Linked DNA regions of Homo sapiens: regions 2 and 3 are each linked to region 1. A link is an interaction called in ENCODE POLR2A ChIA-PET data of the cell type or tissue named here. Cell type or tissue: HepG2. All regions are shown on one strand. Each heading gives the region's core, and the rest is flanking DNA. Links, peaks and the distances in the headings are about the cores only. Region 1 has its middle 16 kb from the start of TCF7. Region 2 has its middle 36 kb from the start of VDAC1. Region 3 has its middle 14 kb from the start of VDAC1.

Region 1 (9,667 bases), core at 1,390-9,389:
CAGCCCTGAGCATACATGGCTCCACCTGCACCCACAGAGTTCTAGGGGGAGTGGAGGCGAGGGTACCACTCTCTGCTGCCCAGAGGACTGAGCCCAGGAAGAAACAGGTTGCTGAGCTGATACTCCCCAGAGAGGGATGGAAAGTGGCCAAGGCAGCCCCTCTCTTGTGGGCCTTTCCCTATTCTGGGAAGCACTGTGAGATACCTTTGAATGTCCCCCAGCTGTGAGTCTCCTGTCTGCCTCATCTGAGAGTAATTGTTACTTTCCTGCAATCTGTAGCATCAACCCCACTGAAATACCCCAGAGACCAGAGCTGTGTGATCCTGGACTCCATGAGGCCAGTGAGCGGTGAAGTGGGGGGCGGTGGGTGGAAGGCAGGTGCCCTGCTTCTTGGCTTAATGCAAAGTCAACAGGCTTGAGCACTGCCTCATCCAAGCAAGCACGAAGCTATTCCTGCCAGAGCACTTGGATCCTTCCTGCAGGTGCAGGTCATTCGCGTTCCAGGCAGCTCTGGGCCCTGGCCTCCATACTGCATACCTGGGCAGTCAGAGGGAGTGCCTGATGGATATCTGCCCTGCCTTGTCTGTCTTCCCATCAGGGTCCAGCCCAGGTAGCGGAACGACGACAGAGTTTCTTCCATATCAAACTCTGGTCGGTTAGAGGAGCAACAGAATGAAAAGACATGAAATGGCCGGGCGCGGTGGCTCACACCTGTAATCTCAGCACTTGGGAGGCCGAGGCGGGCAGATCACGAGGTCAGGAGATCGAGACCATCCTGGCTAACACGATAAAACCCTGTCTCCACTAAAAATACAAAAAATTAGCCGAGCGTGGCGGCGGACGCCTGTAGTCCCAGCTAGTCGGGAGGCTGAGGTAGGAGAATGGCGTGAACCCGGGAGGCGGAGCTTGCAGTAAGCTGAGGTCGCGCCACTGCGCTCCAGCCTGGGTGAAGAGTGAGACTCCGTCTCAAAAAAAAAAAAAAAAAAAAAAAAAAGACATGAAATGGGGCAGCTGCCTTTGTGCTCCCCAGTGAGAGGCCCTAATGCCAACGAGCAGCCTGCAGAGTAGGGAGGAGCTGCCCTGGGCCCCACAGCTGCCATGTCCAGGGCAAAGTACACACTGATGGGGCTGCCAGGGCCACTGCTGGGCTCCTGCCCAGACTGCAAAGGCCTGGGGAAACCCAAGGAAATGTCTTCAATTTAACCAAGAACTCTGAGTTTCCCACGTACATGCTGCAGAACCCAAGAGTCACCCCATTTGGGAGCATCAGTTCCTCCACATGTCCAGTTTCCTTTTCTAGCATTTCCCAAGGGGAACTCCACAAAATGCCAATAGACGTGCCATGTAAAAAAAGGTGGTGTGGTCAAATACATTTGGAAAATTTGAGATTAAATAAAACGGTTGTTTTCTAAGCAGAATATCTCAGTGCCTTTATTTAACATGCAAATATACGTCTCAAAAATCCAAGAGGAGGCTGGGCACAATAACACACACCTATAATCCCAGCAGTTTGGGAGGCTGAGGCAGGAGGCTCATCTGATGCCAGGAGTTCGAGACCAGCCTGGGCACTACAGGGAGATCCCATCTCTACAAAAAATTTTTAAAATTAGCTGGGTATGGTGGCTCGTGCCTATAGTCCCTGCTACTCAGGAGGCTGAGGTGGGGTGATTGCTTGAGCCCAGGAGATTGAGCCTGCAGTGAGCTATGATTGCATCACTGCACCCCAGCCTAGGCAGCAGAGTGAGACTCTGTCTCAGTAAATAAATAAATAAATAAATAAATAAATAAATAAATAAATCCAAGAGGAAGACAGAGTGGACTGTTTGCCAGATGTAATCTAACTTTTTCTCATAGACTATCACAAGACTGGGGTTTATTGGAATCCTTGGGTGGCCTTCCTCTATACCTAACGTTGCCATCCCCTCCCACTGCCCAATGATCCTAGTGAGCTGGGAGAGGCGAGCTGAGGCGCAGGACTCTAGGACTGCACTGCCCAGTTTAGCAGCTACCAGCCACACGTGGCTATTTACATTTAAATTCACTGCAACTAAATCAAACGTAAAGTGCAGTTCCTCGGTCACACCAGCCCCACTGTAAATGCTCAATGGCCACATGTGGCTAGTGGCTACTGTACTGGACAACACAGAGAACAATTTCCATCACTGCAGAAAGTTCTGGAGGAATGGTGCTTGTCTAGCTTCTAGAGAGGCTGGGAGACAAGCCCAGAGCCATAGAGAAATTCTAGGAAAGAGCCAAACCAGCTTCACCCTCCCGCTCTCAGCTTCAGAATCTGAGAACCAAGCTCCCTTGAGACCGATAAGCCATGGGCGCCAGCCACCGAGTCAGACTCTATCCCGCGTGCCAGAGGAGTTTCACTGAAACTGCAAGGAAGTGCGTGTTTCCTTTCCCCAGGGCCCGGGATTGTGCGGGGCAGCCCCTGACTCCCCCGCCTTGGTTCCCTCCTAGGGGCTTCCTCCTCAGCCCTCCCCAGGCCCCACTGACACTGCCGAGGGCAATGAGTCCTGGAAGAGGGAAGGGAGGAGTTGCGCTCCTCTCTCCAGTGCTCCTTTGTGGAGTCCCAGTCCCAGAGTGCCCTCACCCTCCATGCCAGGTGACAAGGCATCTAAAAGATTGCCTCTGCCCCCAGCCAGGGACCGGGCCCACAGCTTGACTGAGCAGCCCCGGCTGCAGGATTTAGGGCAGCTTCTAGGAGCTGTCTCTGCCAGGGCTCTCAGCATTATCCAATCCCAGTCTTGGGGAAGGGGGTTGTGGGCCACACGATCTCTCCTTTATCTAGCCAACTAAGGATGATCTGCTCTCACACCCCTGCCTTCCCCCTTTCTATGCTTATCTATATTTTCTTTTCTTTTCTCTTCTTCTTTTTTTTATTTTTTTTGAGACAGGGTCTCACTCTGTCACCTAGGCTGGAGTGCAGTGGCGTGATCAACCTTCACCTCCTGAGCTCAAGTGATCCTCCCACCTCAGCCTCCCAAGTAGCTGGGATTACAGGTGTGTGCCACCACACCTGGCTAATTTTTGTATTTTATGTAGAGAGAGGGTTTTTCATGTTGCCCAGGCTGGTTTTGAACTCCTGAGTTCAATCTGCCTGCCTCCGCCTCCTAAAGTGCTGGAATTACAGGCATACGCCACCGCACCAGCCCCATCTTTAGATGGACAGTTATGGGCTCTCCAGCAGGCAAACGAAGGCCTAGCTAAGGGGCTTGCAGCCCCCTCTGGGGAAGCCGTGGATTTCCTGGGACTTAGCCTATTGCTAGAGACTCGTGGTCCCAGCGCACATCCCTACCAGCGTCTCCAGTGTTGCCTCTCTCAAAGCACATGCCTGTCTCATAAAAAGATATCAGCATTAGTGCTGTCAGGACCCTTCACATCACTGCAATTAATGAACCCCACAGTCTCAAACATCCTGTTTCCAACATTTTGATAATAGTACCCTGTTTTCTTTTGGAAGGAAACCCAGGTTGGATTGATTAACAAATACAATCATTATTTAACCTCAGAACTTGGTTTTGAAATTAATTTACAATAAAAGAAAAACTCCTCACTAAATAATCTGTCTAATTACATGTTAAGGACTCAGAATGGAAAACATTCAGGAACACAAAAGACCCAACCAAGCTCATTAGCTCTGTTTGCCTCTAACTTATCTCTATGGCAACTCACAGAGGGTCCAGGGAAAAAAAGGTTTTTAAAATTAGATCATCAAGAACTTCATCCAGAACAGCCACAACACAAAACTCTTTCAAAAAGCCTTTGGTTGTTGAAATGGTGAGGGCATGTTTCCTGATCACAGATGAGCACAGGCGTAGGGGAGCCTCTTCCTGGAAGCCCTCGGCCACCTCGGTTCACCCTGTAGAGGTCATTTCAATGGCTGGAAGGTGCTTGGTCCCGCAGCCCTCACCCACGGTGGAGGGGCTGCTGGTGAAGGTGGTGAAAATGCTCCTCTGGACGTGGCGGGGAGAATAGAAGAGTGTGTGTTTTCTCAAAATGAGGCCCACAGACATAGAAGGAGCCAGACGTCTAATTTTGCCTGCAACTGCAGCTCAAGGTTCTGAAGGTTTTTCCACTGGGACCCTCACAGTACAAGTCTTGCCAACACAAGGATTCCTTTCTTTTTCTTTTTCTTTCTTTCTTTTTTTTTTGAGATAGAGTTTCGCTCTAGTTGCCTAGCTGGAGTGCAACGGCAAGATCTCGGCTCACTGCAACCTCTGCCTCCCAGGTTTAAGCAATTCTCCAGCCGCAACTTCCCGAGTAGCTGGGATTACAGGCGCCTGCCAGCACGCCTGGCTAATTTTTGTATTTTTAGTAGAGAACGGGGTTTGACCATTTTGCCTAGGCTGGTCTCAAACTCCTGACCTCAGGGGATCCACTAGCCTCAGCCTCCCAAAATGCTGGGATTACAGGTGTGAGCTACCATGCCCTGCTTATTATTATTATTATTATTATTATTATTATTATTATTATTTTGAGACAGAGTCTTGCTCTGTCACCCAGGCCGCAGTGCAGTGGCACGATGTCAGCTCATTGCAACCTCCATTACCTCTCAGGTTCAAGCAATTCTCCTGCCTCAGCCTCCCAAATAGCTGGGATTACAGGCACCCACCACCATGCTGGGATTACAGGCACCCACCACCATGACCGGCTAATTTTTGTATTTTTGGTAGAGACAAGGTTTCACCATATTGGCCAGGCTTGTCTCAAACTCCTGACTTCGGGTGATCTGCCTGCCTCAGCCTCCCAAAGTGCTGGGATTACAGGCGTGAGCCACCACACCCGGCCAAGGATTCCTTTCTTTCAGACCAGTCCTCTGCTAACCTCTGACAATGCTCCCCTCTCAACCTCCTGGACAGGTGGTGGTGTCCTGGTGGCCCTGACCACCAGCTCCATCTTTATAACATGAAGACCCTTGGCCCCAGGCCTCTAGGCCTTCTGCATGAGCTGGGCCTGATCTTTTCCTTGGGGCTGTCTGCAGCCTGCACAAGTGAGGGGACTAAGGCCACGGTGACCAGGGCAAGTCCAGCTCCTACTCTTACCCTGAGGGGCCCTCCCAGAGGGTTGAGTCACCTGGGGAGGGAGCAAAGTGCAAAAGGTCCAAGTTCTAGTCCACAATGGGTAGGAAAACAAACCAGCTCAGCTGCACCAGATCCAAAGTCATGTTTGAAGGCCTGTAATTTTGAAGGCCGAACCTGTTCAGGAGCAGTGGGCAAGCCAGGCTGGACTCCAGGCTCTGATCCTGAAGGAGCAATGAGAAGGGAGACCAGGCGCCGCTGGGGCTGCACAAATACTGGGTAAAATTCTGACACAGAGGAGAAACGGAGACTCATAGAGAGACACTGTAGGAGAGAAGGAAGGCGGGCAGAGAGGTGGACAGGCAGGAAAGGCAGGACTCATTGAAACTTACCAGCTCACAGCCTGTGTGCTTCAGGTCGAGCACAGACTCTTAAAAGTAGGGCTTTGGGTGGACTGTGATTTAGGCCATCAAAAAAAGCCAGCATCTGGTTGGGTCTGGCTTGGGGAGGGTGGCTCCGGCTTACCCTCTGTCACTGCAGAACTGCTCTTCAATGGGACCAGCCTTTTACATTCCCAGAAAGCCCCTCTGCTTCTCAGGGCCCTAAAGGTGCCGTTTGGGGATGCTAGAGGAGGCTGGAGCCCATGGGGTCCCTCTCACCCGCTTCCTTTCCACTTCCTCCTCTGGCTCATGCTCCTTATCTGACCAGCCTGGCGCAGTCCGGCACAGCTGCAGAGGGTCAGAGCATCACGTCTGGGGAGTCATAATGAACATGCTGCACGGCCTCCTGGAGGCAGCCTTTCTCACCTTTCTCAACCACCTTCTTTTTTTAACTTTTACTTTTTGAGACAGGATCTTGCTCTGTCACCCAGGCTAGAGGGCAGTGGTGCAATCACAACACGCAGCAGCGTTGACCTCTTTGGCTTAAGCAATTCTCCCAGCTCAGCCTCCCAAGTAGCTGGACTACAGGCGCATGCCATCATCCCCAGCTAATTTTGTTTTTATTTTTTGTAGAGACAGGGTCTCCCTAAGTTGCCCAGGCCGGTCTCAAACTCCTGGACTCAAGTAATCCTCCAGTCTCGGCCTCTCAAAGTGCTGGGATTGTGGGTGAGAGCCACCATGCCTGGCCCCAACTACCTTCTTTATCTCCCCAGAACCTATCGTCCAGGCCCAGGGTTGAGACAGAGTGGGAAGGGGTCCATCCCACATTCCCCAGGCCTCGCTGGTACAGCCTGGCCCCTTGGTTGGTATGGGGTCAATCCAAACACGCCCTGTGAGCCCAGCCTTATGTGGCTGGCCCTGTGCATAGGCACAGGCAGAGAAAACAGAAGCAGCAGGATGCTTTTTATTTGTTAATCTAGCTTTGATGCCCCACCTCCTTCTCACAAGGAGTGGAGGCCCCTCAGGGAGTACTAAGTGCCAGGAGTATAGACCCTAGCAGTGGCCTGGGCTGGTCTCCAGGAGGAGGAGGCAGTCAGGGCTCTCCCTGAAAGCAAGCTGGGGTTAAATATTTTTAGGGCAGAGGAGGCACAAACCAGCCAGAGCTACCTTCCTTTCTAATCTTACCCAGGCATTAAGCTTTGAGAGTATCCCCCTCATTTACATACATTCACATTTGATTTGCATACGATGCAAAGAATGGAAAATTCCCCCAGTGCTTAGCCCCAAGATTACAGTCTCTAATACTTTATTCCCACAACCGCGGCACCCCGTGACAGACAGGGGGTCCTGCCTGTGATCTAGATCTGGGCTCCCTGCAGCCTGGGACCCAGCCTGCAGCCTCCTGCCTAGAGGTAGCAGCTCCTGTGAAGGGGGTGGCAGCAGCAGACGCAGGCCTAGCAAAACAAGGTACTTTCACATGTGACTCACACCAAGGACCAGAAGCAGAATTACAGTGTGAAAAACCAGAGCCGGCCGAGACTCCGTCGGGGAATCCCCTCCAGCTCCCTCTCTGTTTCACTCCTTTAAAAAGCCCTGGCCATGGCCCAGCACTCTAGAACCCTCCAAGAAAGTGCTGTGCCTCCCATCCAGGATGGGCAGGGGCCATGGCACTTCAGCCAGGCCCCTTGACTTTCTCTCTGGGTTCTTGGGCTCAGAAATTACATCTAAGCAGAGAAAGAGGCAGAAGTGGATTCATCCCAGGGGCAGAGCTGGAACTGGACCTGGGAGCAGTTGCTGCCTTGCAGGCCCCAGGGCTCCATGCTCATATTTTTCTTGGCCTGGCTTCCTCCTTCTGATCCATTCTCTGAGCTACCCATACACATGCAGCAAACTATTCTGCAAGACCACCAGAGCTGATTTCTGTTGCTTGCAAGGAGTAATCCCAACGGAAACCAGACATTCTCTGTGATGGCAGGATGCCCTGAAGTCCTTGACGAAGGCCACCTTCAGCTCCTGACACATGTCTGGATTTTCTGCCACCCTCAAGGGACCAGCATGGCTTCAAATCCTGCTCCTCTCAGTTTCCAGGGGCCTGACCTTGGGCACTTCCTTTCTCCGAGCCCCTAATTCTCTCACCTAGAAGATGATGCTGTTAATTAAGAAACACAGGATTGGCCAGGCGCGGTGGCTCACGCCTGTAATCCCAGCACTTTGGGAGGCCGAGGCAGGCAGATCACCCGAGGTCAGTAGTTCGAGACCAGCCCGGCCAACATGGTGAAACCCCATGTCTATTAAAAATACAAAAAAATTAGCCGGGCGTGGTGGTGCATGCCTGTAGTCCCAGCTACTCAGGAGGCTGACGTTGCAGTGAGCCGAGATCCACCACCACACTCCAGCCTGGGTGACCGAGCGAGACTCTGTCTCAAAAAAAAAAAAAAGAGTCCTGGCCTGTGAGCTGTTGTGAGCTTCACCGGCGTCGGCACAGGAGGTAATCCGTAAATGTGAGTTAACATTGTTCCTGTCACCATTGTTATTGCTATTATCCCACCAGCCTGAGTAGCTGTGTCAGGGTAGGGTCGGGACTCCTGACTGCTGGATCACTCTCAGGGACACCTTGTGCCATCCCTCACTGGGGTCCTCGTCAGCTGTGTGTCACAGCTGTCACCAACACTGATGTGGGGCTCCAGCAGGAGTTTCAGAACTGCTGAGCAGCTGCCAGGGCTCAGATGCAGCCTGACCCTCCCATTAGGCCCCGTGTTAGAGACTTCATTCCAAGAGACACCCTTCTAGGAGTCATGGGAACCAACATGCTGGCCAGTAGGCCAGCTTCGGAGTCCAGGCGAGAACGCTGTCGCAGCTCCCTGGTGACTGGAACGAGACTGCATGCCCATCCTCCACTATTCAGCGGCAGCAGCTGTGATGGGAGGCACAGGGGAGCGGTTTCCTTTTGAGGGTCCCGGGTCCAAACATCACCCTGGTTACTTCCCACTCCTGCAGTTGAGAGGCACGGCCCCTTCCAAATCCAGCCACCAGGGGGGGTCTGTGAGCAGCCCCCGCCGCTCTGGGGGGACTCTGGGCCTCGCCTGGGCTGAGAGGGGAGGAGGCTGAGGAACGGGCCACAGGGTCATCCGGGGCCAGTGCAGTGAGTGCACTCGTGGTCTGAATGGAGCAGACTCCCCAGCCCATCCCCCCACCCTCTACCCCCCCCACCCCAAAGCTTTTATTTCCACCTGCATTTTAAAAATAATATTAGGCCTGGCGCGGTGGCTCAAGCCTGTAATCCCAGCACTTTGGGAGGCTGAGGTGGGCGGATCACCTGAGGTCGGGAGTTCGAGACCAGCCTGACCAACATGGAGAAACCCCGTCTCTACTAAAAATACAAAATTAGCCAGGCGTGGTGGCGCAAACCTGTAATCCCAGCTACTCGGGAGGCTGAGGCAGGAGAATCGCTTGAACCCGGGAGGTGGAGGTTGTGGTGAGCCGAGATCATGCTATTGCACTCTAGCTTGGGCAACAAAAGTGAAACTCTGTCTCAAAAAAATAAAATAAAATAAAAACATTAAATAATATTTTTTTAATTACAAAAGCAACTCATGGTCAATTCATGACATGGGTGCTCTGGGTTTTCTGGTTTGTTTTACTTAGCTGCATGCTTCAAGATTTCCTGAGTTTGGGCTATAGGGCAGAGGAGGGTCCCTGCCTCTGGGCCTCAGTTTCCCCTGGGTGCATGTCTGGAGGTCCTAGTGTTCTCCTGAGTCTCCCTGAGTTCTCAGGGAGTTGTTAGAGTCTCTTTCTTTGGTGTTCAAAGGTGGTCCCAGAGAAGGTGGGACAGGGAGGACCAAACCTCAGCCTCTGCTCCCAAGACCTCTGCCCCTCCCGCAGGAGCCCTCACTGTCCTCCCTCCCCTCTGAGGGCCGGCTCAGCTCAGAGTCTCTGCTATTTGGGGCACGTCATGACCCCACGCCCTGTCCAGACGGTGTCATTCTTTTATTTATTTATTTATTTGAGACAGGGTCTGGCTCTGTCACCCAGGCTGGAGTGCAGTGGTGCAATCTCAGCTAACTGTAGCCTCCACCTCCCAGGCTCAAGCCATCCGCCCACCTCAGCCTCCCGAGTAGCTGGGACTACAGGCATGTACCATCACACCTGGCTAACTTTTGTATTTTTTCTAGAGATGGGGTTTTGCCATGTTGCCCAGGCTGGTCTCAAACTCCTGGGCTCCAAGTGATCCGGCCACCTCGGCCTCCCAAAGTGCTGGTA
Region 2 (10,335 bases), core at 1,099-9,098, 59 kb before region 1:
CTGCCCACCTTGGTCTCCCAAAGTGCTGCGATTACAGGCTTAAGCCAACACACCAGCGAACATTTGAGCAACAAAATAAATAATAAAGGATGATAACCCACTGAATAAATGTCCATAAGTCCATACTGATGGAAATAAAAATCAATTAGATAAATGGAGAAGGGACAGCTCTTCCTTTCAAATTCCAACTAATAAATGCAGAAGGAATAATGCAAATAGAAAATCATCATTTGCCAGGCCCGGCCTTGTGGCTCACGCCTGTAATCCCAGCACTTTGGGAGGCTGAAGCAGGTGGGTCATGAGGTCAGGAGTTCAAGACCAGCCTGGCCAAGATGGTGAAACCCCGTCTCTACTAAAAACTACAAAAATTAGCCGGGCGCAGTGGCAGGTGCCTGAAATCCGAGCTACTAGGGAGGCTGAGGCAGGAGAATCGCTTGGACCCTGGCGGCAGAGGTTGCAATGAGCCGAGATCGCACCACTGCACTCCAACCCGGACAACAGAGTGAGACTCCATCTCAAAAAAAAAAAAAAAAAAAAATTCCCATTTGCCAAACAGTACAGGAATTGTTGCAGGCAGGAATCATCAATGGATGCTGAAATTAGTAAGCCAAAATATGACAAGAAATATAATATTTGGATCATCTCCATCTATTTCCTCACAAGATATTTAATTGATTACAAACAGAAAAAATAGTAGCTTCACAGTGGAGAGACCAGGCAGGTACCACCTTAACCAAGTGATCAAAGTTAATAACACCTGAAAGGAGGCACATAAACATCATGTGCTTCCTGATACCGTCCTCTGAGAATAGCACGTCACTGCTGTGGTATTTCTGCTAAAATGCATAACTTCAGTCTAATCCTGAAAAAAATCAAACACAAATTGAGGGACATTCAAAATATAACTGGCCAACACTCTTCATAAGTGTCAAGGTCATGAAAGACTGGGGAACTGTCCCAGATTGGAAGACACTAAAGAGACATGACAACTAAACATAATGTCGGATCCTTGGACTAAAACACCAACCAGAAAAAAGGACATTAGTAGGTCAAGTGCACTTCTAGTAAGATCTGTAGGGATCCCTTGAGCCCAGGAGTATAAGGTTGCAGTGAGCTATAATCACACCACTGCACTCCAGCCTGGGTGACAGAGCAAGACACTGTCTTTTTTAAAAAAAAAAAAGGCCGGGTGTGGTGGCTCACGCCTGTAGTCCCAGCACTTTGGGAGGCTGAGGCAGGCGGATCACGAGGTCAGGAGATCGAGACCATCCTGGCTAACACAGTGAAACCTCATCTCTACTAAAAATACAAAGAATTAGCCAGGCATGATGGCGAGCACCTGTAGTCCCAGCTACTTGGGAGGCTGAGGCAGGAGAATGGTGTGAACCCAGGAGGTGGAGCTTGTAATGAGCCTAGATCACGCCACTGCACTCTAGCCTGGGCAACAGAGTGAGACTCCGTCTCAAAAAAAAAAACAAAAAAACAACAAACAAACAAAAAAACTGAAGCAAATGCACAAACAGTTAATATGACATTATTAGCAGTTCCTCAGGCTGATGAGGATGCAGAAGGTGCCCTTTAACGAGTAACCAAGTGCAGGAGAACAGAGGAACAACCACAGCACAAACAGGCAACCATCCAGAGACCAGGGTGGACACTGCAGGACAAGAAGTGAAAGTCAGATGGAAGAAACGAGGCCCAATAAAGCAACAATCCTAATAGATTTGTTTTTCAGAAACCTGGATGCCCACCAGATGGAAAATGCCCATTGCTGTCATGTGGACCTCAGATAAGAGGGAACTGAGGACTGAACTCTGATCACTGCCCTGTGTTCTAAATTTCTTCCCGAGGTGCTTGGAGAAAGTGACACCTGCAGGCCATCAATTTGCTAAACTGGTCACTCTGACCTAGTGCATTAGGGCTTGCTCTGGTGACCTGACTGGCATAGCACCCCTGATGATTAATGGGTTTCCTGATCTTAACTAGCCTATATTAAGGCCAAATCTTAACATTCTTTTCTGCTGACCCCAAGTTTTTTAGACAAAGTCTTCCTTCCTCAACCAACTGCAAATCAAAGAATCTCTGAATCTACCTATGACCTGTAAGCCCCTGCTTCAAGATATCCCACCTTTTTGGGCTAAACCAATGTATAGCTTCCATATGTTTGTTTACACATTGGCCTGTGACTTCTCCTTTCCTGAAATGTACCCCTGCCTTTAAAAACCCTTGCTTGTAAGCCATCAGGGAGGTTGGGTCTTAAGCGTGAGCTCCCCATCCTCCTTGCCTGATGATGTCCTGCAATAAATGCCTCTTTCTCTCACTGCAAAAAAAGCCCCCAAAAACAACAAAAAACCTGTAGATTAGTGAATCGTATTGTATCAATGTTAACTCCTTTTATAGATCATTGTACTACAGTTATATATGATATTGACATTAAGGCAATCAGAGTGAAAATATACCATAACTCTGTAATATCATTGCAACTAAAATTATTCCAAAATACAAGAATTTGTAAAAGAATGCTTATTAAATAATGTCAATGTGCCAAAGACTGGGGAAATTATGGTAAATGCTAGATATGGCCTCTACCCTCAAGGAGTTACAACACATGTGGGTTCCCAAGCAATAAACAAGGAAACAAGCACATAAACAATACAATTCAAGCAGTGAAAAGTACAATGGAGAATACAAAATGGGGAGAAGAATTAGGCAGGGGTCCTAATTTAATGAGGGTGATTAGGAAAGGCCTCTGACATTACAGCTAAGGCCTGAAAGAACTCAGAAAGCAAACCACATAAATATCTGGGGAAAGAGTGCCCCAGGCAAAGCAAACAGCAGGTTCAGAGGCCCCTGGGATGAGAACAAGGTGGCATGTTTGAGAGGCAGCAAAAAGCCCAGTGTGGCTGGAGGGAAGCCAGTAAGCATGGAGGGTAAGAGCGGGGATTGAAAGGAAGGCAGAGGCAGAGCATACAGGGTTTTGCCGGCTCTGGCCAGGAGTTGGGACTTTATTTCCTATCCACGACCCCCTCCCTCAATCCCACCCCCCACAAATATCATTCAGTGTAATATGTATGGGACAGCATGGGGCAGGTACTTGTGAGTTCAAAACAGCTACAGCATTGTTTTGTGAACATGAAAATATTTTGAAAAGATAACTCAATTCTGCCAAGTCTTTTGTCTTTGCCTGGCTCAAATACATTCCTCACCAAGTGAATCCTTTTACCCTTTGCTAATTACCCCGTGACAATTAAAGTAGTTCTGCTTTGCAGCAATAGGATAGTAAATTCCAAAGTTATTTTGGACACCAAAACCAGGAGAGAAAGTCAGTTAACAGCCTTCCAGGTAAGCCAAGGTGTGTTTATATGTTGACTTTTAAATGTTATCATTGAGATAGACACAAAATGAACCCATTTTGTGTCTATCATTGAGATAGACACAAAATGGGCCCATAGAGGGCCCATGGAAATGCCCACAGATGCTAATGTAAAGGCCCAGTAATAGACACTTTATTTGCAATAGGCGCCTTATTTACAACATTCTGTATTGTGGCATTCATTACTCGCTGACCTCCATGCTTTCCAGAGCACCAAGTAGGTCCATGCAAGCAAAGTGAAACCAATTCTCCAGAAAGCCCTTGTAATTTCTCCTCCCCACCTCAATCGTCCTCCCTTGCCTGTGGGCCAAGACCAAGGAACCAACCTATTGCTGTTACAGTGATTCGCAACCCTGGCTTCACATTGATGTCATCTGGAGAGCCCTAATAAATACTGATGCTAGGCCCCAACGAAACAGATGATTGTTTCACTGGTCTGGAATGGCCCCCGACATGCGTGGTTTTTTATTTTTTTTATTTTTTTTGAGACGGAGTCTCCCTCTGTCGCCCAGGCTGGAGTGCAGTGGCGCAATCTCGGCTCACTGTAAGCTCTGCCTCCTGGGTTCTGGCCATTCTCCCGCCTCAGCCTTCTGAGTAGCTGGGACTACAGGCTCCTGCCACCACGCCCGGCTAATTTTTTGTATTTTTAGTAGAGACGGGGGTTTCACCGTGTTAGCCAGGATGGTCTCGATCTGCTGACCTCGTGATCCGCCCGCCTTGGCCTCCCAAAGTGCTGGGATTACAGGCGTGAGCCACCGCGCCCGGCAGACGTGCGTAATTTTAAAGCTCCCTCTGGTGGTTCTACTGAGAACCCTCTGTGCCAGAATGAGACCTGGCTGCTATTAGAGAATTAGCCACGAGGTGGCGCCAGAAGCTGACCAAAGAAGCGAGATGGGCCATCTCCCGGCTCCCAAACCCTGCAGTCTCCAGGAGGAGGCACAGTTCCCTGTTCTCAAATTAGGGGAGCAAACACTAGGCTCTGGCCACTCAGGTTTCTTTCACCTTAGGAGGGTGGCATGTCTGCCCACAGCCAAGTTTCCAGACTGCTCCTGCAGTCTGGAACGCAGACACAGCACATTCCCAAGCACCTATGAGCTGTCAACTAAGAAAAACCACAGGGTGACAGCACCCCCTTAGGCGCAGGAGCTCCTGGAACCCCAAAATTGGGCCCTTCCAGGGACAAGGACGGAGGCTTCAGTTCCATGGGTCCACACAAAAGGCATCTCCTCTTTTGGCACCCGAGAGAGAGACCCCTGAGGTTAGCACTCCCATTCTAAAAGGAGCAATTGGCTGGCACGGTGGCTCACACCTCTAACCCCAACACTTTGGGAGGCCAAGACGGGTGGATCACTTGAGGTCGAGAGCTGGAGACCAGCCTGGCCAACATGGCGAAACCCGGTCTCCACTAAAAATATAAAAATTAGCTGGGCATAGGCCAGGAGCAGTGGCTCATGCCTGTAATCCCAGCACTTTGGGAAGCCGAGGTGGGCGGATCACGAGGTCAGGAGTTCGAAACCAGCCTGGCCAACATAGTGAAATCCCATCTCTACTAAAAATACAAAAATTAACTGGGTGTGGTGGCACGTGCCTGTAGTCCCAGCTACTCGGGAGGCTGAGGTGGGAGAATCGCTTGAACCCGGGAGGCAGAGGTTGCAGTGAGCCGAGACCACGCCATTGCACTCCAGCCTGGGTGACAGAGTGAGACTCCGTCTCAAAAAAAAAAAAAATTAGCTGGGCATGGTGCCACGTGCCTGTGGAGGCAGGCTGAGGCAGGAGAATCGCTTGAATCAAGGAGGTGGAGGTTGCGGTGAGCCAATATCGTACTGCTGCACTCCAGCCTGGGCGACAGAGCGAGATTCTGTCTCAAATATAAAATTAAAAAATAAAAAGAGCAGTTGATTCTGTGTCTCTCCAAAACATCCTTTGAAGAACAACCCAGGCTATCCAATAGTGTCTCCTCCCCAGTTGGGAAAGGGGTCACTCTAGGAAGTCAGTTCTCCCTGAATTACTTTAACTTCCCAGGAATTACACATGGAGGGCTGCAAACCTTTTTAAATGTGGTTCAAAATTTTGTGTGTGTGTTTTTCCCCCAAGAAGAGAATCTGTAGCTTTCACTAAAAGGATTAATAATGCAAAAGATGAAGAACTGTCGGAACAGATGGACTTTAATGAAGAAATTTAAAATATTGTCCTTGGGATCCAGTTCAGTTGTTCTGGAATAAATGCACTCACTTTGCTCAAACCCCTGCTACTGATCCTACTCAAGGGAAAACATTACCAGCTCCTTCTCTTGATGCTTCAAAGACTTGGCTGACCCGCAGGCTCCTTCCGAACATCTTTGGTCACCTGCAGGCTCTGGGAATGACAGAGCTCACCTTGCTCAGGGGACTTCTTTCTTTGGGGGATGTCAGAAAAGAGGTTGCTGCTGAAAATTCCTTGACCTAATCTTTACTGCTTCAGGTACCTACACCCACTCTGGGAGGGGCCACAGGCCCAGGAGGGGCACATCCATGGATCATGTAAACCAAGCAGTGTAGGGGCCTCTGCTGACCAGTGGGAAGGCGAAGGAATGGGTCTGGGGCTAGAGAAGGCCAGCCCTGATGGCCAACGTCCTAGCAGAATATAAGGTGCTTATCCAATGGTCCCAGGACCAGCTGCTCAGGGAGCCCTGGACATCAGCGCTGTGAGTGGCATGGGACTCTGTAATGCCCCCTCCCCACTCCAGTGGGGATGGGAAAGATGGTGGGACCGAGCTGGTGGGCCTCATTTCACCAGACTCAAACTCAGAGAAACGCAGGCCTTGCCTAACATCACACAGCAAGGGGCCTTGGAGCCATGCCTGGGACTTGGGCCTCCTGCCTTCCACACAGGGCGCTTTGCATGGCCCCATGAGGAGCCCCCAGCTCCAGGCATCCCTGTTGGTGAGTGGCTCCCTGGGAGCAGGGCCCACCCAGGGTGGGCTGGCCAGTCAGTCCTCCAGAGTAAGGCGCCATCCTGGCCACCACCCCACACTCCCTGGCTGGCCTGGCCACCCTCGAAGCTCCTGAGGTGACCCATTTCCCTCACTCTCCTCTGCAGCTTCAAAACAAATCAAAATGCAGACCAACATCCTTTGTTTGTTTTGGGGGATCAGAGAAAGGGGAAAGCAGCTCTGTGGGTTTGCACTTGAAAACAAAACTGCTCTGAGCTGCCCGAGCAGAAACCAAACCAAAGGTGAACTTGGAGGCCAGAACCCCTTGTGGCAATGCTCTCAGAATGAGTCAAGGGGCAGCGTGGGAAGGTCGGAAGCAGGGCTGTCTACTGACCAGGCACTGATGGCCTGGGGTCAACAGCTGCCATGGTGGGCTCAGGGTCATGGCCACGCTCACTCATCCTGGGCACTGTGGGCTTGGGGGGGACCAGGCCCTGATAGCGACAAGCTTTCCAGTCACTGGTCTGGACCTCCTTCCTCACCATGGAGGAGTGTGGGGACACCCTGGACCTCACGGCCCCCACCCATCCTGTCTTGCCATCCCTTGCCCACAGGCCCATGCTGGGTGCCCAGGCTAGGTGACCTGCCCCGTGGTAACTTCTAGCCAGTAGGTGAGACCACAAAGGCCCATTCAGTACTGGGCATTTTTTGGTTTTGTTTTTCTTTTTTTTTTCTTAGACAGAGTCTTGCTCTGTCTCTTAGCCTCTCCAGAGTGCAGTGGTGCAATCTCAGCTCACTGCAACCTCCGCCTCCCAGGTTCAAGCGATTCTCCTGCCTCGGCCTCCAGAGTAGCTGGAACTACAGGCATGCACTACTGTGCCTGGCTACTTTTTCTATTTTCGTAGAGATGGGGTTTCACCATTTTGGCCAACTTGAACTCCTGGCCTCAAGTGACCCGCCTGCTTCAGCCTCCCAAAGTGCTGGGGATTACAGGCGTGAGCCACCATGCCTGGCTTTGGGTCTTTTAATGGGAGTTCGGCCAGGCACCATCTTACCTGCCTGTTGAACTTCTGCTTCTTAATGAAACTGGGCTCCCCCAGGTCCCCCACCTCCAGAGGAAAGCACATAGTGGGACAGAAACCAGAGTGCTCTAGACTTCTGGGGTTCCCCATTGGCACTGAGTATGTGGGTCGTGGGAGACAGGCTGGTGGAAACCCTGCCTGGGCCTTTCTTTTCCTGAGCTTGGATGAAAGAATGGGAGCAGCAGGGGCAGATCCAGGGAGGTCCAACTGATGTCACTGGATCCTGCCAAGAGCCTCAGTGAACACTATGATCCTGGGGCAGGGGTGGCAGGAGAAGAGTGATCAAGGCTTCAGGGTGAATGGTGGGCCTGTCGGCCTGGCAAAGTGATATAATCAATTTTGACTGTCCAAGGGTGACCAGAGATGCTCTCCTCTGAGTGAGGATTTCTCACCTCTCCGAATAGTTTCAAATGCCCAGTCTCATGTGAGCTTCACAACTATCCAGGATATATAGAAAAGGAGCTGCTGAGGTTCAGAGAAGCAAAGCAACGTACTCCAGGTCACACAGAGGCAGGGCTAGGACAAGGGCAGCGCTGGGCCACACCCCTCCCAGGAATTAGCCCAACCAGAGCGAAATTCTAGACTGCGGGACTACCTAAGAGGTGGCTGGAAAGGACTCTCACCTCCTCCTCTCTGGTTATTCTGCCCTAGGATGGGCTGGGTAGACTTTTCTTTTTTCTTTTTTCTTTTTTTTTCCCAGACAAGGTTCACTCTGTTGCCCAGGCTGGAGTGTAGTGGTGCAATCACGGCTCACTGCAGCCTCAACCTCCAGGCTCAAGTTATCCTCCCACCTCAGCCTCCTGAGTAGCTGGTACTTACAGTTGTGCACCACCATGGCCAGCTAATTTTTGTATGTTTTGTAGAGATGGGGTCTCATTATGTTGCCCAAGCTCATCTTGAACTCCTGGGCTCAAGCGATCCACCCATCTTGGCCTCTCAAAGTGCTGGGACTACAGGTGTGAGCCACCGCGCCCAGCCTAGGTAGACTTTTATCCAGTGCCTGCATTTTTCTTAAGCTCCCATTTTTTTAGTTCTTTGGTGATAAATGGAGCACTTGACTTCCATTCTCTCACCTAATCCTCACTCCAGCCCTGACAGGTAGGTGCCCTCAGTCGCCCATTTCAGAGATGCTGAAGCTGACGCAAAGAGACGTTGATCAACCAGCCCAAGGTAACCCAGCTGATGAGCACAGACTGCGACTCAAACCAAGCCTTTCCAACTCCAGAGCAGGCGATGTTTTTGCTCAGTACCCTGCCTCCCATCCCCATCCCTTCACCAATGGAATGTTGAGTTTACACCCCCTCATTTCCGTATAGCTGTCCAAAAGCTGGGCCTCCTCCAAGATCCAAGGTAGGTTATGATTGGCAGCCTGAACTTCAGAGGCCCATCTTCCCTTGCTGGGGGCCAACTCAGACATCTGTGCTCCCAGCTCTTTCCGCCCTAGCTCCAGCTCCCATCATATGCAGGTGTCTGCACAACGGCCCCTCCAACAGCAGCCAACACCTGGGTCCCCTCCCCATCAATGGGAGATCCGCCCCATCCTTCCTGTCGGGGAACCTCCTCAGCTGCTGGGAGGCTCCCCAGACAGCTAAGGGATTTTTATGGATTAATAAAAACTTCCAAGGCCCTGCTAAGCTAGCTGGCATTTCAGTTCCCTCAGTGGACAGAAGTGTCCTCTCTTCCTTCAGAATAGGGCTCCATGGCACATTTGCATATCTGTATGTGTCTGTGTGCACATACCCATTGGTGCACGTGTGTGTGCACATAACTGTGTGTGTGTGTGCATATTGCTATCTGTGTGTGTGTGTGCGCGCGCGCACAGGTATGTAAGTGCTTATCTGGGTATGCATCTAGGTATAGAAAAGACCGTGTGATGTCCCAAGCTGTGTGTTGTCTGTGTATGTGTGCTACTGAATTATTTATTCATTCAGCAAATATTTCTTGAGCTCCTACCCCATGTGAGGTACTGCGCCAGAGCTAGGGGCACAGAAGAGACTGGCTGCCTAGAGCTCAGAGTCTTCAAGGAGCTCATCACCATGTGAAACCCCCTCAACTCTGGCCATCCTGGGGAAGGGAGGCCTAGGCAGGGGCTGTAATTAGGCCCGGGAGCCAGAGGGCAGTTTTGGCCTTTTGGGTAGCTGGTTCCAAGACAATGCCCAGAGCAGGGGCCCAGAAACTCCCAACAAGGTCGGCCCTGTGAAGTTCCATTCCTTGTGCTTCCCAATCACATCACGGGTCAAAACCCTCCAAAGCCACAGTGGACAAAGCTCCTTCCATGGGGGAGGAAGAACAGCCAGAGAACTAGATTCCCAAAGAAAGTCCACAAAATCAGAAAAATTTTAGGCCCTGCTGGCCTGGACTCATCAGCTTCAGTCAAGAAAGCATAGTGTGTGTGGCCCATCTGGCCAGCCACGCCAGTTATCTACAGAGAGGACAGCTGAAGTCCAGTGTATCAGCTTCCTACTGCTGCTGGAAAAAGTGCCACAAACTTAGTGGCTTAAAACAGCAAAATGTCTTCTATTACAGTTCAGGAGGTCAGAAGTCCTAAAACCAAGGTGCCTGCAGAGCTGCCTTCATTCTGGAGGCTTTAGGGAAGAATCATTTCCTTGCCTTTTCTAGCTTCCAGGAGCTACCTACGTTCCTTGGCTTAGGACATCATCCTCATCTTCAAAGCCAGCAGCATCTCCAAATCTGTCTCTGGCCTCTGTTTCCATTGTCTCATCTCTTCTAATATGGACTCTTCTGCCTCCCTCTTTGAAGGGCCCTTGGGGTGACATTGGGTCTGCCTGAATAATCCAGGATGGTATCCCCATCCCAAGATTTTTCTTTTTTTTTTTTGAGATGGGGTTTCACTCTTGTTGCCCAGGCTGAAGTGCAATGGTGCGATCCTGGCTCACTGCAACCTCTGCCTCCTCTGCTTCCCAGGTTCAAGTGATTCTCCTGCCTCAGCCTCCCGAGTAGCTGGGATT
Region 3 (10,335 bases), core at 1,199-9,198, 80 kb before region 1:
AAGACCATCCTGGCCAACATGGTGAAACCCCATCTCTACTAAAATACAAAAATTAGCCAGGCATGGTTGCGGGCACCTGTAATCCCAGCTACTCGGGAGGCTGAGGCAGGAGAATCACTTGAATCCGGGAGGCGGAGGTTGCAGTGAGCTGAGATCGTGCCACTGCACTCCAGCCTGGGTGACAGAGTGAGACTCCGTCTCCCATCCCACCCCCCGAAAAAAAGTGGGCAGAGGACATGAACAGGCACTTCTCAAAAGAAGACATACAGCCAGGCATGGTGGCTCACGCCTGTAATCCCAGCACTTTGGGGGGCCAAGGTGGGCGGATCACCTGAGGTCAGGAGTTTGAGACAACCTGGCCAACATGGTGAAACCCCGAGTCTACTAAAAATACAAAAATTACCCAGGTGTGGTGGCACGCGCTTGTAATCCCAGCTACTCAGGAAGCTGAGGCAGGAGAATCACTTGAATCCGGGGCGGTGGAGGTTGCAGTGAGTCGAGATCGTGCCACCACACTCCAGCCTGGATGACAGAGTGAGACTCCGTCTCAAAAAAATAAAAATAAAAAGACATACAAGTGGTCAACAAACATGAAAAAATGCTCATCATCACTAATCATCAGATAAATGCAAATCAAAACCACAATGAGTGCCACCTCACGCCGGTCAGAATGGGTATTATTAAAAAGTTAAAAAATAGTTGTTGGAAAGGCTGCAGAGAAAAGAGGATGCTTATACACTGCTGGTGGGAATGTAAATTAGTTCAGCCAGTGTAGAGAGCAGTTTGGATATTTCTCAAAGAACTAAAAATAGAACTACCATTCCACCCAAAGGAAAATAAGTCATGGCTGAGTGCGGTGGCTCACACCTGTAATCCCAACACTTTGGGAGGCTGAGGCAGGCGGATCACAAGGTCAGGAGTTCAAGACCAGCCTAGCCAACATAGTGAAACCCCGTCTCTACTAAAAATACAAAAATTAGCCGGGCATGGTGGTACACGCCTGCAGTCTCAGCTGCTCAGGAGGCTGAGGCAGGAGAATCGCTTGAACCTGGGAGGTGGAGGTTTCAGCGAGCCAAGATCGTGCCACTGCACTCCAACTTGGGCAACAGAGTGAGACTTCATCTCAAAAAAAGAAAATAAATCATTCTACCAAAAAGACAAATGCACATGTAGGTTTGTCACAGCGTGATTCACAATAGCAGAGACATGGAGTCAACCTAGGTGCCCATCAGTGGTGGATGGAATAAAGAAAATATGGTACATATATATGGCGGAATACTACACAGTCATAAAAAATAATGAAATCATGTCCTTTGCAGCAACATGGATGCAGCTGGAGGCCATTATTCTGAGTGAATGAATGCAGGAATAGAAAACCAAATACTGCATGTTCTCACTTATAAGTGGGAGCTAAACATTGGATACACATGGACATAAATATGGGAACAATAGACACTGTGGACTACAAGAGAGGGGAGGGAGGGAGAGAGGGGGGCAAGGGTTGAAAAACTACCTGTTGGGTACTATGCTCAATACCTGGATGACAGGTTCAATCATACCCCAAACCTCAGCACCATGCAATATACCCTTGTAACAAATCTGCACACGTAACCCCTGAATCTAAAAGAAAAATTGAAAAAAGAAAAATAAAGTGCCATCTATGAACCAGAGAGCAAGCCCACAACACACATTGAATCTTCTGGAACATTGATCTTAAACTTCCAGCCTCCAGAACTGTGAGAAATAACTTTGTTATTTATAAGCCACCCAGTCTATGGCATTTTGTCATAGCAGTCTGGATGAACTAAGGCAAATGGCAAGGTTGTAAGGAGCACCTGTAATCCCAGCTATTCGGGGGGCTGAGGCAGGAGAATTGCTTGAACGATTTTTTTTTTCTTTTTTGAATCACTTTTTTATTTTTTGAGACGGAGTCTCGCTCTGTCACCCAGGCTGGAGTGCAATGGCACCATCTCAGCTCACTGCAACCTCCGCCTCCCGGGTTCAAGCGATTCTCCTGCCTCAGCCTCCCGAGTAGCTGGGACTACAGGCACACGCCACCACACCCAGCTAATTTTTGTATTTTTAGTAGAGACGGGGTTTCACCATATTGGCCAGGCTGGTCTTGAACTCCTGACCTTGTGATCTGCCTGCCTCGGCCTCCCAAAGTGCTGGGATTACAGGCATGAGCCACGGTGCCCCGTCTACACCCAGGCAATTTTTGTATTTTTTGTAGAGATGGGGGTTTGCCATGTTGCCCAGGCTGGTCTCAAACTTGTAAGCTCAAGCAATCTGCCCATCTCGGCTTTCCAAAGTGCTAAGATTACAGGCATGAGCCCCCACACCTGGCCTCCAACTTTTAAAGGAGGCCTCCAACTTTTAAAGGAGGCCGGGTGTGGTATTAAAATCAAACGATCAGGAAAGAGGCAGGGATTCTTGCTGCATAAGACAGATTGCAATTTGGGGTAAGTGCAGATCTCATTATTATTGTACAGCAAACTCGGGCCCAGTGCTGGTACCTGTGACGTTCTCTGAGAGGGACTGTGTGTGCCTGTGCACATGGCTGTGATGGGGAGTGGGTGTTGTAAGAAGAACTGGCCTGGGGCTGGAATCCTACCAGAAAATTCTGAGTTGAGAAGGCAAGGGCTTCCCCCTTTGCTCAGCACACTCTGGTCCCTGATAAAGGTTAAAGAAAAGCAGGAAAAAATTAGGCTGAGATCCCTTTGTATTGCAAGGGACATGGAACCCCTTCTCCATACCCCACCAGTGAGTGGACCCAAGCAGTTTTTCCTCGAGCCGAAAATGGAGCTGTCGCTTCCACTTGACTTGCATTTATGCCTAAGTGGCTGGGACTTGAAGAATGTCCCAGTTTCTGTCACCATGGCCTCTGCTAACGGGCACCACTTTGTTTTTTATTATTTAAAATGTGGACAAATGCAAGGACAGGGAGCATGAAAAATAGAAAAATAAAAATAAAATGTGGATGAGGCCAGATGCAATTAAAATGGCCTGGCATCTTGGTGCCAGCCTGGTAGAGCTGCACAGGGTGCTGGCTTTCAGGCACTGTCTGTCCAAACCTGCTGTGTAGGGTTGTGTGGCTTACACACTGCATCAGCACAGGGGATGTGTACGGCTGAGACCCTGGCCATGCACGACTTGCAAAGCTTGGATCCTGACCAGACTATGTCAGCCACAAGGAAAGGGCTGTGTTTCTACTTTCACAGTCTGTAGGGGGCATGGCAGCAAGGCCCATGTGCCCCTCTCCTGGGCATGTTCTTCCCAGATGGCTGGTGCCTTCTCATTCTCTGGCCTCTGCTTAAACGGGAACTTCTTCAATCTACCTTCCCTGCCACAAAATCTAACACAGATTCTTTTCTCCTCTCTTTCCTTATTCTGAGCTCAGCCCTCTGTTTCCTTCATAGCTTGTAGCAATTTATAAGTATTTCAAGCCGGGCGCGGTGGCTCATGCCTGTAATCCCACCACTTTGGGAGGCTGAGGCGGGTGGATCACCTGAGGTCAGGAGTTCGAGACCAGCCTGACCAACATGGAGAAACCCCATCTCTACTAAAAATACAAAATTAGCCGGGCGTAGTGGCACATGCCTGTAATCCCAGCTACTCGGGAGGCTGAGGCAGGAGAACCTGGAGGTGGAGGTTGCAGTGAGCTGAGATCACACCATCGCACTCCAGCCTGGGCAACAAGAGCGAAACTCCATCTCAAAAAAAAGCATTTCATCATTGGTTTGCTCTGGCTTCCTTGCTAGAGTGAGGACGTGAGGGCAGGGACCAGCTCTGCTTTGTCCATGCTTGTGTTCTTTCCATAGTGCCTGCCATATCTTAGGTATTACTAATACTTAATAAATAATAAATGGTGAGTAAACAAATAACTGAATAGGCTGGGCATGGTGGCTCACGCTTGTAATCCCAGCACTTTGGGAGGCCGAGGTGGGCGGATCACGAGGTCAGGAGATCAAGACCATCCTGGCTAACACGGTGAAACCCCGTCTCTACTAAAAATACAAAAAATTAGCCGGGCTTAGTGGCAGGCGACTGTAGTCCCAGCTACTCGAGAGGCTGAGGCAGGAGAATGGTGTGAACCCAGGAGGCGGAGCTTGCAGTGAGCCGAGATTGTGCCACTGCACTCCAGCCTGGGCAACAGAGCGAGACTCCGTCTCAAAAAAATAAATAAAAACAAATAACTGAATAGATGATGAATGACGTGTGGCATAAAGGCAGGTGACTGACGTAGATGGGCTTATCACCCCTCTATGCAGGTTGCACACTGTGTTAGTCCGTGTTTGTGTTGCCATGAAGAAATACCTGAGGCTGGGTAATTTATAAAGAAAAGAGGTTTAACTGGCTCATGGTTCTTCTGCAGGCTGCACAAAAAAGCATGGTGCGGGCATCTGCTCGGCTTCTGGTGAGGCCTGTGAGTGTCTCCTAACGAGGAAGCTTCCAATCATGGCAGAAGGCCAACAAGGAGCAGGTACATCATGTGGCAAGAGCAGGAGCAAGGGAGAGAAGGAGGAGGACCCAGATTCCTTCAAACAACCAGCTCTAGCATGAACTAACAGAGCATGAACTCACTCATTACCTTGCGGAGGGCACCAAGCCATTCACGAGGGATCTGCCCCCATGACTAAAACACCTCCCACCAGGCCCCACCTCCAACACTGGGGCTCATATTCCAACATGAGATTTGGAGGAGACACATATCCAAACCATATCACACACCTGGGGGACAGCTATAGGAATCGTGCCTCTTGGGTTGTCAATCTGCCAGAAACAATGGACTCACAGCCTTGGCGTGGGCTGGGGACTGTTTAGTCTGCCTGTGGAGTAAATAATTTAACCTTGCCCAGGGAGAGGCCTGGACTTTGCCCTCAGCTTCCAGAAGGTAATCTCTAAGCCCTTGCAATGTCATGCCAGATAGGAGGATATTTAGGGCAGAGGCTGGCCACACCAGATAAACGAACAATGTGATTTAGGGTGGGGTTGGCCACATTGGATAAACTAATATGTGATTCAGGGTGAGGACTTTGAGTCAAGCATGCTCAGCTGGATCTCTGGAGAATGGAGACGATGTCAGCCCTGTGGGCATTTGACCAGGGAGCCCCAGTAAAAACTCTAGGTCCCAAGTCTAGGGTGAATTTTCCTGGTTGGCAAGACTCCATGTTTACCCCTACGCATCATCACCGGGAGGACTGCACACTCTCCATATGCCTCCATCAGGAAAGGACAATGGAAGCTCTGTGTTTGGAACCCTCCTTGACTCTGCCCCATGCATCTCGCATCTCCCCGCTTGGCTGATTTTAATCTGTATCCTTCCCCTGTAATAAAATGTGACTGTTAGGATAAGATCGCACTGAGTCCCTCCAGTTACTTATAAAATGTGTGAAGGTGTTGGAATGAAAATGGAGTCATTCGTGTTAACAAAAAACAAGCAAACAAAAAAAAACCCTACAAGTAGACACAGGGAAGGCCGTGAAGGGAAGGTTCTCCTGCATGTACACCTAATTACAAGAATGATCACAAAAGACTGCAAAAACCACAACTTTGGCCAGCCACAGTAGCTCCCACCTATAAACCCAGCACTTTGGGAGTCTAAGGGAGGCGGATTGCTTGAGCCCAGGAGTTCAGGACCAGCCTGTGAAACATAGTGAGACTCTGTCTCTATGAAAAATTAAAAAATATTAGCCAGATATGGTGGTGAACACCTGTAGTCCCAGCTACTGAGGAGGCTGAAGTAGGTGGATTACTTAAGCCCAGGAGATTAAGGCTGCAGTGAGCCATGATCGTACCACTGTGATGCAGCCTGGGTGACAGAGCAAGACTCTGGCTCAAACAAACAAACAAACAAACAAAAAATAGAGTATTTATTTCCCCACCTCCTATCCTTCCAGGCAGCAACATAACAGAAGCCACATTTCTCTACCTAAGGCTACAACAACTCTAAGGTTGCACTATCCCACAGCTGCCCCAACCCCCATCACATACGCACATGCACCTGAATGAGGACTGACTTCTCCTGGCTGACTGAGGCCTGGTATCAGACCAAGCACCTGGCCTGTCTGAGACCACACTGCCTATGTGCTCTTATTTCTCTAGCCTCCTCCTGAATCTGGAGAGGACTTGCTTCCTCACTGGCCCCACACCAACACCTCCTCCTCTGTCCTGGTTGCCAGGAACGACTTTCTCTCTGACATGGGCAATGACAGGTAGATACACAATTAATAGCCAGGTTGGCTAATGAGCTCGCAAGCGTCCCTGCCTTTGTCCTCACCCCATCCTTTCATACCTGCCCCCTGTGACCTACTCTCTAGCCTTTCCTGCTTGAAGAGAGACTGTGTGGGGAGGGGTATGCTGACCATCAGGATTTTCTCTGGGAATATCATGGCTTTCCTAAAACTCATTCAGTCCCACCTTTTTCTAATGCCACTGTTTCGCCAAGCCACAGATAAAGCCTTTCCTGCCAGAGCCAGCATAGTCAGAGGCAGCAACAGCCTCAGATGCCTCTCAAAGTCCAAAAGTTTCAGGTTCAAATCTAAACCTAGCAGCCTGCCACCCAACCTGTTACAAAACAGGTTCTTCCACGACTCCCCCGCTCACCCCTCCCCAGCTCCTGTTTACCCCTGAGGAAATATTTGCTTCCCCTTAACTGTGCTAAAGGCTCCTCCCCATCACCACAGCCAAGGACCCCACCCCTTGTATCGCTAAACCCCAAACATAAACTTCCCAATTCCGCACACTTAAATCTGAAGAGGGAGAGAATCCAGCTTTGCTTCCTCCCTACTTGGTGTGGCTTCAGTGTCATCCTGCCCAGTCATAAGGCCCTGGGCCATATAACCTCTCCACAAGCCTCAAAAGGTATATAAACATGCTGCATTTTTCAGGGATTATGGAACAGGCTTCTTTTTTGTTTGTTTGTTTGTTTGTTTGTTTGTTTGTTTGTTTTTTGAGGTGGAGTCTCGCTCAGTCACCCAGGCTGGAGTGCAGTGGCGCGATCTCGGCTCACTGCAAGCTCCGCCTCCCGGGTTCACGCCATTCTCCTGCCTCAGCCTCCCAAGTAGCTGGGATTACAGGCGCCCACCACCATGCCCAGCTATGGAACAGGCATCTTTACAAAGCCTTCTGGGGAGGCCAGTCACAGGGGCTCACTCTTGTAATCCCAGAACTTTGGGAGGCCGAGGTGGGAGGATTGCTTGAGCCCAGGAGTTTGAGACCAGCCTGGGCAACATAAGGAGACCTTGTCTCTACAAAAAATACAAAAAAAAAAAAAAAATAGCCAGGCACAGTGGTGTGCAACTGTAGTCCCAGCTACTCGGGAAGCTGAAGTGGGAGGATCACCTGAGCCCTGGGAGGATCACCTGAACCCCGGGAGGTCAAGGCTACAGTGAGCTGTGATTGCACCACTGCACTCCAGCCTGCGTGACAGAATGAGACCTTGTCTTTTTTTTTTTATTATTATACTTTAAGTTTTACAGTACATGTGCACAATGTGCAGGTTTGTTACATAGGTATACATGTGCCATGTTGGTTTGCTGCACCCATCAACTCATCATTTACATTAGGTATTTCTCCTAATGCTATTCCTCCCCCAGCCCCCCACCCTCCGAAAGGCCCTGGTGTGTGATGTTCCCCACTCTGTGTCCAAGTGTTCTCATTGCTCCGTTTCCACCTCTGAGTGAGAACATGTGGTGTTTGGTTTTCTGTCCTCGTGATAGTTTGCTGAGAATGATGGTTTCCAGCTTCATCCATGTCCTTGCAAAGGACATGAACTCATTCTTTTTTGTGGCTGCATAGTATTGAGACCTTGTCTTAAAAAAAAAAAAAAGAAAAAAGAAGCCTTCTGGGGAAATAAAGCTACCAAGGTCTTAAGAGACACAGGATGTCTTAAAGGAAAAACCAGCCCAAGAAATTTCCAGCTTAGAGTGTAGAAATGGGAAGGCAATGATACCTTACCACAAAATGTGGTGCACATGAGAATCACCTGCATGGCTGCTGGGATGTGCAGGTGGGGGGGCCTAGCCCCTAGCCCCTGGAGGTTCTCCATTAATACTTCTGGTGTGGGGCTGGCACCTGTATTTTTCACAAGCACCCAAGTAATACTGGAGCAGTAGGCTCAGAGAAAGCCTGTGATTTTTTTTTTTTTTTTTTTGAGACGGAGTCTCACTCTGTTGCCCAGGCTGGAGTGCAATGGCATGATCTTGGCTCACTGCAACCTCTGCCTCCCGGCTTCTCCAAGCGATTCTCCTGCCTCAGCCTCCCAAGTAGCTGGGGTTACAGGCATGTGCCACCACGCCAGCTAGTTTTGTATTTTTAGTAGAGACGGGGTTTCTCCATGTTGGTCAGGCTGGTCTCAAACTCCTGACCTCAGGTGATCTGACTGTGTCAGCCTCCCAAAGTGCTGGGATTACAGGCGTGAGCCACTGTGCCCAGCTGAAAGGCTGTGATCTTACATAATATCGTGAAAAGAAGTTCAGGATGTGGCTGCTCTAAACACCAGCTCCCTGGGTTGTTGAAAAAAATCAATTCAGAAAATTATTATTTACATCCATGTCTTCATTCATTTTGTCCTGCTATAATAATACCACAGACTGGGTAATTTATAATAAACAGAAATTTATTGGCACACAGTTCTAGAGGTTGATATTAAGATGCTGCCATCTGGCGAGGGCCTTCTTGTGTATCATCCCATAGTGGAAGAGTATCACTTGGCAGAAGGGCAAAGAGAGGGAGAGAGAAAGAGGAGGCCAACCCATTTCCCAAAATAACAAGATAATGGCATTAATCCAATCATGAGGGCTCTGCCCTAATGACCTAATCGTCTCTTAAGAGTCCTACCTCCCCGCAATGGAAAATTCCATCCCCTAACACATGCTCAGTAAGTGGAACAAAGCAATATGGAGAAACTCAAGGGCCCACATGAGCACTACGAGGATGGGGGTGGAGGTACCAGAAATTTGTGCCTTATGCAAATGAGACATCCAGACTTCATCAGTTTCTTATAAAAGTCTTTGCATTCAACTGTAAAAATGACAAGCCCTTCACACCAGTTAGAATGATTATTAAAAAGTCAAGAAACAACAGATGCTGGTGAGGCTGTGGAGAAATAGGAACGCATTTACACTGTTGGTGGGAGTGTAAATTAGTTCAACCATTGTGGAAGACAGTGTGGCAATTCCTCAAGGATCTAGAACCAGAAATACCATTTGACCCTGCAATCTCGTTACTTGGTGTATACCCAAAGGATTATAAATCATTCTACTATAAAGACACAGGCACGCATATGTTTACTGCAGCACTATTTACAATAGCAAAGACTTGGAACCAACCCAAATGCCCATCAGTGATATACTGTATAAAGAAAACGTGGCACATATACACCATGGAGTAACTATGCAGCCATAAAAAAGAATGAGTTCATGTCCTTTGCAGGGACATGGATGAAGGTGGAAGCCATCATTCTCAGCAAACTAACACAGGAACAGAAAACCAAACACCGAATGTTCTCACTCATAAGTGGGAGTTGAACAATAGGAACACATGGACACAGGGAGGGGAACATCACACACTGGGGTCTGTCGGGGGGCAAGGGGAGGGAGAGCATTAGGACAAATACCTAATGCATACCGGGCTTAAAACCTGGATGACATGTTGATAGGTGCAGCAAACCACCATGGCACACGTATACCTATGTAACAAACCTACATGTTCTGCACATGTATCCCAGAACTTAAAGTAAAAAAAAAAAAAAAAGACAACCCTCTTCTGGGCCCCCTCTCCATGGCAGATAAATAAATATGTAATTATGGATTTTGATAAGTGCTTTGGAAGAAACGTTCTTCGGAACATTCATTCATTCAACAAATATTTATTGAGCTCCTACCATGGGCCAGGCCCTCTTCTAGGTGTTGGAGACTCAGGAATGCACAAAATAAATGTGGTTCCTCCCCTCTTGGCACTTACTGTCTAGGGGGCAAGACTGACAGCAAAAAGAGTATGATGGCAAGTGTTGATAAGGCAGAGTGGGCATAAGGGATGAGGGCTACTCAAGACTGTCACGGAAGGCCTCTCCAAAGAGGTGACTTATAAGCAGAAATTAATGAAGTGGGCTGGGCACAGTGGCTCATGCCTGTAATCCCAGCACTTTGGGAGGGCAAGGTAGGCAGATCACCTGAGGTCAGGAGTTTGAGACCAGCCTGGCCAACATGGCGAAACCCCATCTCCACTAAAAATACAAAAAAAAAAAAAAAATTAGCCAGGCATGGTGATGCACACCTGTAATCCCAGCTACTCAGCAGACTGAGGCAGGAGAATGGCTTGAACCAGGAGGCA

Evidence for each region. Peaks named below come from ENCODE experiments on the same cell type or tissue, not always from the same donor. Only the 100,000 strongest peaks of a DNase experiment are listed, where the experiment ranks them.
Region 2: POLR2A ChIA-PET joins it to region 1 with 25 read pairs; 13 of 35 experiments call an interaction of 5 or more read pairs at or near these places.
Region 3: POLR2A ChIA-PET joins it to region 1 with 18 read pairs; 10 of 35 experiments call an interaction of 5 or more read pairs at or near these places.

What each region holds. Positions count from the first base shown.
Region 1 is chr5:134,093,728-134,103,394 of GRCh38, forward strand. It overlaps a transcript of VDAC1 not described here. Among named protein-coding and RNA genes, the nearest start is that of TCF7, 16 kb to the right of the region's middle. RefSeq lists a silencer at 5,631-5,925 and enhancers at 6,580-6,699, 6,710-6,959, 7,763-8,730, 7,874-7,923, 8,311-8,605 and 1 more. In HepG2, for the core only: CTCF peaks have their summits at 5,797 and 8,442 (motif pointing right); DNase peaks (open chromatin) are centred at 5,124, 5,923 and 8,454; H3K4me3 peaks cover 1,287 bases.
Region 2 is chr5:134,035,489-134,045,823 of GRCh38, forward strand. It overlaps a transcript of VDAC1 not described here. Among named protein-coding and RNA genes, the nearest start is that of VDAC1, 36 kb to the left of the region's middle. RefSeq lists enhancers at 6,743-6,862, 6,883-7,012. In HepG2, for the core only: CTCF peaks have their summits at 1,886 (motif pointing left) and 4,234 (motif pointing right); DNase peaks (open chromatin) are centred at 2,863 and 4,233; H3K4me3 peaks cover 916 bases.
Region 3 is chr5:134,013,741-134,024,075 of GRCh38, forward strand. It overlaps a transcript of VDAC1 not described here. Among named protein-coding and RNA genes, the nearest start is that of VDAC1, 14 kb to the left of the region's middle. In HepG2, for the core only: no CTCF peak of the experiment used is centred there; DNase peaks (open chromatin) are centred at 4,861, 5,191, 6,541 and 7,361; H3K4me3 peaks cover 2,739 bases.